2 separate regions of the Homo sapiens genome follow, and region 2 is linked to region 1. The links are chromatin contacts, found by Hi-C or POLR2A ChIA-PET in ENCODE. All regions are on one chromosome and are shown on one strand. The core of a region is the stretch at or near the end of the contact, and the rest is flanking DNA. Distances in the headings are between cores, read along the strand shown.

Region 1 (4,410 bases), core at 1,225-3,724:
ATAAGTGACAAATAAAAATTATACATGTGTACAGATATGAAATTTTATAAAGGAGTGAGTTCCATCCTTAATTAGTTTCACAGACTTTTTAGTTGTCTAATGATGAGGTATCTTCCCATTGCAACACTCTGACCCATATTCCTCGGCTGACTGCAGTTGTCTGCCTCTCTTGCAATCAAGACAAACTTGGTCCATTCCTTACTCCTGAACTCATAAGTTTTGCAACATCTCTCTACCTTGAAAACCCCATAGCATCCAGATGAGACTGTTGACACAGGTGCCTATCTCGCTAGGATTAAGTGCATTCTTTCCACTTCAAGGCAATCTGAATGGAAATACTTGATACTATTAAATTGTGCTACTGCATCCACATAGAGAGATGAACTGCCTTCCTTTGCCCCCTCCCAACTTCGTATCTTTATTGCAGAAATATACAAAGAGATAAATAGGAAACTGATAAACCGACAGAGAACTGAACTATATTGGGTTGGGGTACAGATTACCACAGATGGTTTAAAATAGTTTCCAGATGTCACATTACTCTGGAAAATTTGAAAATGGCAGTAGCACCAGCCCAAGCAGCTCAGGGTAAAGAAACTTTTATCCAATTTACAAAGCATCCAAAAGGTAGAGTCAAAATTACACACTCAGACCAGGCGCGGTGGCTCACTTTGGGAGGCTGAGGCAGGAAGATCACTTGAGCCCAGTCTACATAACGAGATCCCGTCTCTACAAAAAAAATTTTTTTTTTTTTGAGATGGAGTCTCACTCTATCGCCCAGGCTGGAGTGCAGTGGCACCGATCTTGGCTCACTGCAACCTCTACCTTCCGGGTTCAAGTGATTCTCCTGCCTCAGCCACCAGAGTAGCTGGGATTACAGATATGCGCCACCACACCCAGCTGATTTTTAGTAGAGACAGGGGTTTCACCATGTTGGCCAGCTGGTCTTGAACTCCTGACCTCAGGTGATCCACCCGCCTCAGCCTCCCAAAGTGCTGGGATTACAGGCATGAGCCACCACACCCGGCCTATAAAAATTTTTTTTTAATTAACCAGGCATGGTGACACATTCCTTTGGTCCCAGCTACTTGGAGGCTGAGGTGGGAGGTTCGCTTGATCCCAGGAGATCAAGGCTGCAGTGAGCCATGATCGCACCACTGCACTGTAGCCTGGGAGGCAGAGCAAGACCTTGTCTCAGAAAAAAAAAATTTTTTAAATAAAATTACACACTCTGCAGCTATGGCCTTCATGCACAGGGTGATCACGTCTTGTTGTTCCCATTCTAGTTTACACAGGCCAAATAGCATCGTTCATTGTTTTGGAACACAAGTACATACCACATGTTCATCATGGTGGCATTTAAGATTTCAGGTAAGTTTTCTGAATGGTAGACAGGGAAGCCGAGAGTGGGAGGAAATGAGAGAATTGATTAGAGCCATAGTATCCATCTTGTAAATCTTTCATCTTTCTCTGCCCAAGTCTGGGGTGGGGTTAGGGGGGTAAGGAAAAGATTTAAAAGTTGCTCACCTGATAACAGGTCCCAAGAGGATTAGATGCATAAATAATGATAGCGGTTTATCTTTGGCTAGATCTCTGTGGACAAAAATGAGGGTCAACTGGACCATAATGGATGAAAACATAAAGAAAGAAAAGGTGTATGTCATCCAGTAAGTTTCACTATTCTTTCGATAGATTCTAACCATGTACAAAGCAGATGCAGCCTCCCCACAGTACAAAAAGGTGGAGAAAAGGATGCTAAATGGAAAAGTAAATCGGGGGTTGGCTCCACGGATGACATCTTCCTCCAGAGATGAAACCGGATCCACATTTGGCTCCTCAGGAATTTCATAAACTCTGTCCATTGTCGAGGTTCTTTCTGAATGTTGTGGTCTTGTGTTCATAGCACCCTCCCACCCATCCCCAAGAGAACCCTATGGCCGCTACAGTCCAAGTATAGGTGAGGAGAGCTCTGTCAAGTCCAGTTTGGGAACAGAGATTCACTAGTTAGAGCAAGAAACCGCTCTCTTCTAGACTCAGATTCGACTTGGAGTCTGGGATGGAAAGCCCAGGAGTACCACTTTGAACTTGACTCTTGATTGGCCCCGATTCCAATCGTCAACATACTTGCTGTGAAACTTGAACAAGACAAAAGCAAGCATCCCAGCGCCCCATCCAGAGTCCAACTCCAGGGACGTGAAGAGTCATGAGAACAGCGGCTTCCGTGGCGGCTCCTTTCGCAGCCCCTCAGGCAGGGTGTAGCCGATCTGTCGGGGGCACCGACACTCAGCAGCTCCTCACAAAGAGTCCTGACCAGTGTGTCCTCTCAAGTCAGCGGAGAGCTGAGCCAGGGCAGAAGAGCGGGCGCAGAAGAAGGAGGGCAGAAGAGGGGATTCAGTTCAGTGCCTAGGTATCCTAGCTATTGCTAGGCTGTAGCTATCAGCTGGCCCGCTCACCTGCGCGCTCTCAGGACCTTTGCCGAGTCCAGGGTTCTCAGGATAGCTCCTCGGATTCCCCCAAGCCCCGCCCCCAAGACCGCCTGGCCCGGGAGTGGAGTATTGTCACCACCCTGTCTCCGAATGCAGTGTTGAGGGACAGAAGCAGAGCGCGCTCGCTCTACAGGATGAAGAAAAGGCTGGAGGGGCTGCTTCTCCTCGGAGAAACTTTGCTAGTGAGAGGCACGATGTGCGGGGCGCCAACCTGGCTGGACGGAGGTCGCCAAACTCTTGGACGCCGTCTGCTGCCAGGGTCCTGCCTGGTCTGCGATTCCAGCTGCGAGAGGTCGGCAGCTTCAAAAACTAAGGCACCGGGACGGCGGGGGCGGGCGAGATGGGCGGGACGGCTGCGGCCAAACAAAACCAGCCGGAGAGTTCCCGGGCAGGCGGCCAGCCGAGGGATGCTCGTTGTGGAGTGGCGGGACAAAAAGGGGCTTGGGCCGCTCTTCAGAAGCACTTCTGACCACCACCTCCAGACCCAGGCAGGAGCCACAGCTTTACTCCTCCCTAGGAGCAGCAGGCCCCCACTTCTACCCCGCCCTCCCTAACTAGTTAAGTGACTTGCTTCAACACTCACTCTACCCACGCTGTTAGGCAGGTGTGTCTCCCTCCGCCGCAGGGTGGAACCTCCCTAGGTCCTATTGCCCTCCAGATAATATCATGAAGGGGGAACCTGGGAGGAATAGGGTCAGAGTTTTCGGCGGAGGGAAGATAGAACAGGATAAAGGTCAAGACTCAAGGTCAGCCCACAGACACTGAAAGCTCATATTTTATGCCTTGATTTCTCCACTTGCAAAATGAGGCCAGGATAGGAGCTTTAGAATGAACTTACAGGTCTTTGGTTGAAAGGTTATGAAGAGGTGCCAAATTCTAAACAGACTGGCAAAGAGCCAAGAGAGAGCTGTTAGTAAAAACTGAGAGGGGTGTCTTAAAGAGCTTTGAAAATTACCTGTATTCTTAAGTGTAATCCTCCCCACCTCACTGAGCTTTTGTTTTCATATCTTCATTTGCATAATTCTAAACCTCAGAGAAAAAGAGAACACATCTGCCTCCTGGTAATAATATAGATGAAGGCCAGGCACAGTGGTTCACGCCTGTAATCCCAGCACTTTGGGAGGCTGAGGCAGGCAGATCACTTGAGGTCAGGAGTTCGAAACCAGCCTGGCCAACGTGGTGAAACCCCATCTCTACTAAAAATACAAAAATCAGCTGGTCGTGGTGGTGCGTGACTGTAATCCCAGCTACTCAGGAGGCTGAGGCAGGAGAAAAACTTGAACCCGGACGGCAGAGGTTGCAGTGAGCTGAGATCACGCCACTGCACTCCAGCCTGGGCAACAGAGCAAGATTACGTCTTAATAATAATAATAATAATAATAATAATAATAATAATAATGATGATTATGTAGCAGAGCCTGTGCCAATCTCCTTTTGCTGCAGGAAGTCAGTAAAACAAATCTATGTGAGGAGTGGCCAAGTAGCAGCCACCAAAATAATGGCCTCCAGGTTGTCCTGTCATTATGTTGTTTTTTGTTTTTTTAAGGTTTCCATGATTGCTGCCTCCTTTCCCCAGGGCTGATTCAGGGACAGATTCAACATCTAAAGGTTGTCACCTTCTGAAGCAGACTCCGCATCTTGGTCTGCACCTATGCTAGCAGCTGGGCTAGGAGGCTGCTCCTTTCTCCTTTCCATTTCATGAAGGAGGTCAACACTATTGAGAACAACTTCAGAGAGTGTTCTTTTTCTTATTAGTTGGGACATTCCAACTGGGACAAGGTTCTCCACCACCAGTATATGGTGCAGAACCTCTTGGGGCTGCTCTAGGTAACTGTTCACAAGGTGAATCTCAGGCAAGGTGACCAATTAATCCCATTTCACTGGGATAGGGTGAGTTGGTCCCCCTAAACATGAGAGAGTCAGC
Region 2 (4,410 bases), core at 1,536-4,035, 110 kb before region 1:
AGAGCAACCTGAGCTCAAACCATGCCTTAGCTTGCTTGTTGTGGGACCTAGGCAAAGTTACTGAAACTTCTTTAGACATGTTTATCAATAAAATGGGTACAGTTGACTGGCTCCAAGATTTCTTGACCTCTTGATGTATTTGCCCTGCATAATTCCTAAGACTGTGATTATAATGGATTTTACTCTTATGATTAGGTTTTCACATAGCACAGTTGACTTTAATACAGGGAGATTATCTGGGTAGGCCTTGCCTAAACACAAGAGCCATTTAAAAGCAGAGTTCTCCCCAGCTGGTCAAAAGAGAGAATCTCTGGTCAGAGATTCACAGCATAAGAAGGTTTCAATGTGCCATCACTGGCTCTGAGATGTAGAAACCCACATGTAAGGACCAAAAAGAAGCCCTTAGGAGCTAAGAGCTACAGCCCTCCAGCCAATAGCCAGCAAAGAAACAAGGACCTCGGTCCTACAACCACAGCCAACCAAATTCTGCCAACAAGAAAAATGAGCTTGGAAGCTGATTCTTCTCCCAAAGATTCCAGATAAGAGTACAACACCTTGATTTCAGCCTTGTGAGATCCTAAGCAAAGAACCCACTCATGTCCACCCAAACTTCTGACCTACAGAACTGTGAGCTAACAAATGAGTGTTGTAAGCCACTAAGTTTGTGGAAATTTGTTACACAGCAATAGAAAACTAATACAATGAGGACACAGCAAGTGCTTAATAAATGTTAGCTTTTATTATTACTAACTCATTGGGATCAGCTACACAGTTGTAAGAAGGCTAAAGTAAAAATTATTTATGCAAGGCTGGCAGTGCAACATAGCATTCAGATCCAGGGTCCATTTGGTCTAATATGGCTGATATTAAGTGTTTCTCAAGGGGAGAGACATTATTGGCATTCAGTGGGGGGAGGGGTTCATCCTGTAGAACTGCCTTGGACATGGCAGTCCATTTATCATCTCTGGCTTCTCTTCCCCTAGCAGTAGTCATTGCAACAACTGAAAATGCCACTGTACATTTCCAAAAATGCTCCTCCACAAGGGTTGAGAACTTTGAGAACTACTTTAAGGGAAATTTCATAAGAAAGCATGCGTGTCTTAAATGCTGCCATAAAGCTACCTCAATAACTACAATGCTACTCAAATTACCTGACCCTAAGAATCGCCAGTGGCACTTGTTTAAATATAACGATTCCCAAGTTCTTTCCCTGGAGTCCCATTCCATAGGGCTGGGGTGGAGCCCCAGGAATCTATACTCTTACTCAAAGACCCCAGGTTAATCTTTTGTTTATGTAAGTTTGCCAAACACTGAGTTAGAAATATACTCAGCCGTACATGCATTTAGCAAAAGTTCACCACAACGGAACAATGACACACCAAAACTCTTTGAAACTGTGCCTTCTACAGAGCTGTAAATCTCCTTTTGGACCATTCCATTACACAAGGTGTCCTCTTGGTCACACAGTGATTGCAAATGGGACTCTAGAGTCATGGAAATGGGTATACTCTTCTCAAACTTTCCATCTTTACCAGAATTACTTCTTAAAGTGATATGCTTCATGGTGTAAACTAGCACTTATTAATTTTTTCTAAATATTTATCATATTTCATATACTTTTATTTTGGAGATGGAGTTTCGCTCTTGTTGCCCAGGCTGGAGCGCAATGGCAGATCTCGGATCACCGCAACATCCATCTCCCGGGTTCAAGCGATTCTCTGGCCTCAGCCTCCTGAGCAGCTGGGATTACAGGCATGCGCCACCACGCCCGGCTAATTTTGTATTTTTAGTAGAAAAGGGGTTCTCCATGTTGGCCAGGCTGGTCTCCAACTCCCGACCTCAGGTGATGCGCCCGCCTCGGCCTCCCAAAGTGTTGGCATTACAGGCATGAGCCACCGCGCCCGGCCCATATACTTTTAATACATGTGGAATTAATAAAAACGTCCATGCCTCCAATTCCGTGGCTATTTTACCGTCTTCCTTTTTCGGACAAGTCCCTCAAAGGTAGCGCTCTTGGCTCCTTCCTTTGCTTATCCCCTAACCCTGTCCTCCTGAGGTGCCCCCTGGATTTCCTCCAACCCCGGCAGGGTCTGCCTTTCCGGGATGATACAACGACCTGCCCTGCATGCCATATCCCAGGCGCGTGGGCACCAAAGTGTGGAAAAACCGATGAATGACGTTTTCTGTTTCCGATACTCTGCCTGCCAGAATCCCCTGCCGCACCGCCCCACCACGAAGCACATGGAACCCACGGACTACACGAGGACAGAGGTCTGTTCTCCCTTTACCTCTCCCATTTCTTTAACTATGCTTCTCTCGGCTGGCATGCCCTTTCCTCATCTCACTCCACACACGAACAGGTTTAGCAAATAATATGCACGCTGCTGGGACGGGCCCAAGCATTTCCCTCCCTTGATAGGGCGGAACTAAAATGCAAGCCCCACAGTTGTCAGCAAAGGACTTCCCTGTTACCATGGTAAAGCCGCTGCGCCTTTATTGTGGTTGAGGAGTACTTGCATCAACCTAAGAGAAAATTAATAAGAAGGAAGTCTGCAGGCTGAAACCCTTCAAATTAGCCTGGACTCGCCTGCATCTGGCTCGGAACAGAGTTAATCTCAGGAGTGAGAATATAGCCCTCCGGTGGACGCAACTCGCGCCTGCGGCTAACAGAATGTCTCCAGGGGAGGGGCTCTGCGTCCGTTCCGCCCAGGCCCTTCCGGCTCACGCGCCGTACGGAAGCGTGCTCAGCGCTGGGCTTGTGCTCCGTACGGAAGTGTGCTTTGGCGCACCGGAAGCCGACTCAACAGAGCTATGGCGGGTTTGACTGTGAGAGACCCAGCGGTGGATCGTTCTCTACGTTCTGTGTTCGGTGAGAGGAATTCGTTGTAGTCAAGCTTCGGGGAGGGACTCCCCTCTGCACCTTCTATCTCATGAATCGCTACCGGAGCCGCTGACGGTTCGGACGTGCAGTTCTCCCTGCTTATCCTGTAGGGCGTCCAACCTGGTGGACTCATGAGCAAAGAGATATTCCCATTCTGCCGAGGTCTCGTAGGCTTTCCGCAATATCAGTGGGGAAGTTAGACTAGCGTTCAGCTTCTGTGCGTTTCTCCTTTCATGAGCTTCAATTATTCTCTAGAGGAGAAGGCTCACGGTAACAGCTCCTCACTGTCCCGTACTACTTCTCATCCTCTGCCCCAGAATACAGACTATATGCTGAGGGTATAGATCCTAGTGTCCACTTACTGTCCTCTCCTAAGGACTTTCATCCTTTGCTTTTTATCTGTAACATTTTAGTGCATCAATAGTGGTAGCGGCCACCTGGTGTCCTGAGATGGCTTGTAAGTGAATGAATGAATGAACTATTAAGATCTCCTCAGAGGAATTTTAAAAAGGATCGAAACGATTCTGAATTATCTTTTTGGCTGAAATAAGTTGTTTTTAAAAATACGTGTGATTATTTTAGAGTACCATTTGAAAGGGACATGACAAAGTAGTTCAGAATACTTTTTAAACATCTTTCACTACATTCATCGTCATTCTCCCTTAAATGTTGTATGTGTGGAAATACATAGGAACCTGTTTTAAAAATTATATTAAATAACATTGATATTTTTTGTAGTCACTGATGAGACTTGCAGATCTTTAGGTAAATACCAGTGCCAAAGTATTTATTTGCACCAAAGTTAAGGAAAATCTAACACGTGTCAGATCAGTCTGAGAACTAACATTTGAGAGTACCTACACATTTTGTATTTAGTTTCAGTGGTATATTTCCTTTGTTAAGAGGTCTGAAGAAATACAATGGAATTGGGATTGGAGAACACTATTTTGAGTCTTATATTTGATGATATAAGTTTACTTTCTCACTAAAGATCTATGTTATAAACTCAGAATTTTAATGTTACCTATTTTCTTCCTTAGTGGGGAACATTCCTTATGAAGCTACTGAAGAGCAGTTGAAGGACATCTTTTCTGAGGTTGGACCTGTTGTTAGTTTCAGGTGAGATCCCCTTTTCCTTCATGGTGGGAGCTTCTTAAAAATCACCACAGATTTGGCTCTTAGTAATAATGGCAGGTTTTCTTTACTGGTGACTTTTCACATACATTTTGTTCTTGTAACAGCTTTATTGAGATATAATTGATACACTATACAATTGACATTTATTCTTACCTAAAATATGTTTTTTTCGTTAAAAATGTTTTTTAGGCAGGGCATAGTGACTCAAGCCTGTAATCCCAGCACTTTGGGAGGCCGAGGCAGGCGGATCACCTGGGGTCAGGAGTTCGAGACCAGCCTGACCAATGTGGTGAAACCTTGTCTCTACTAAAAATACAAAAATTAGCCGCCGTGGTGGCCCATGCCTGTAGTCCCAGCTACTCAGGAGGCTGAGACAGGAGAATTGCTTGAAC

What was found. A loop is a pair of places that touch in the nucleus more often than their neighbours do. ChIA-PET counts read pairs that join two places held with the same protein, here RNA polymerase II (POLR2A). Pooled maps may share reads with other maps.
Region 2: a map of CD8-positive, alpha-beta T cell shows a loop between it and region 1 (5-fold over the local background). The contact joins the promoter of CSTF2 here to the promoter of XKRX in region 1. A Hi-C loop is called at or near these places in 4 of 168 maps with a recorded cell type or tissue (B cell, CD8-positive, alpha-beta T cell and naive thymus-derived CD4-positive, alpha-beta T cell), 3 of 37 single-sample maps with no recorded cell type and 13 of 50 pooled maps. POLR2A ChIA-PET finds 5 or more read pairs at or near these places in 4 of 52 experiments (Caco-2, OCI-LY7, WTC11 and 1 more).

Annotation. Positions count from the first base shown.
Region 1 is chrX:100,926,443-100,930,852 of GRCh38, forward strand. It overlaps XKRX (XK related X-linked), which reads right to left and starts at 2,475. Exons shown (of 3, transcript NM_212559.3): 1 at 1,528-2,475. The coding sequence starts at 1,862. RefSeq lists enhancers at 679-1,878, 3,072-3,121.
Region 2 is chrX:100,817,606-100,822,015 of GRCh38, forward strand. It overlaps CSTF2 (cleavage stimulation factor subunit 2), which reads left to right and starts at 2,786. Exons shown (of 14, transcript NM_001325.3): 1 at 2,786-2,869; 2 at 3,922-4,000. The coding sequence starts at 2,812. RefSeq lists enhancers at 2,458-2,517, 2,528-2,577, 2,858-3,017.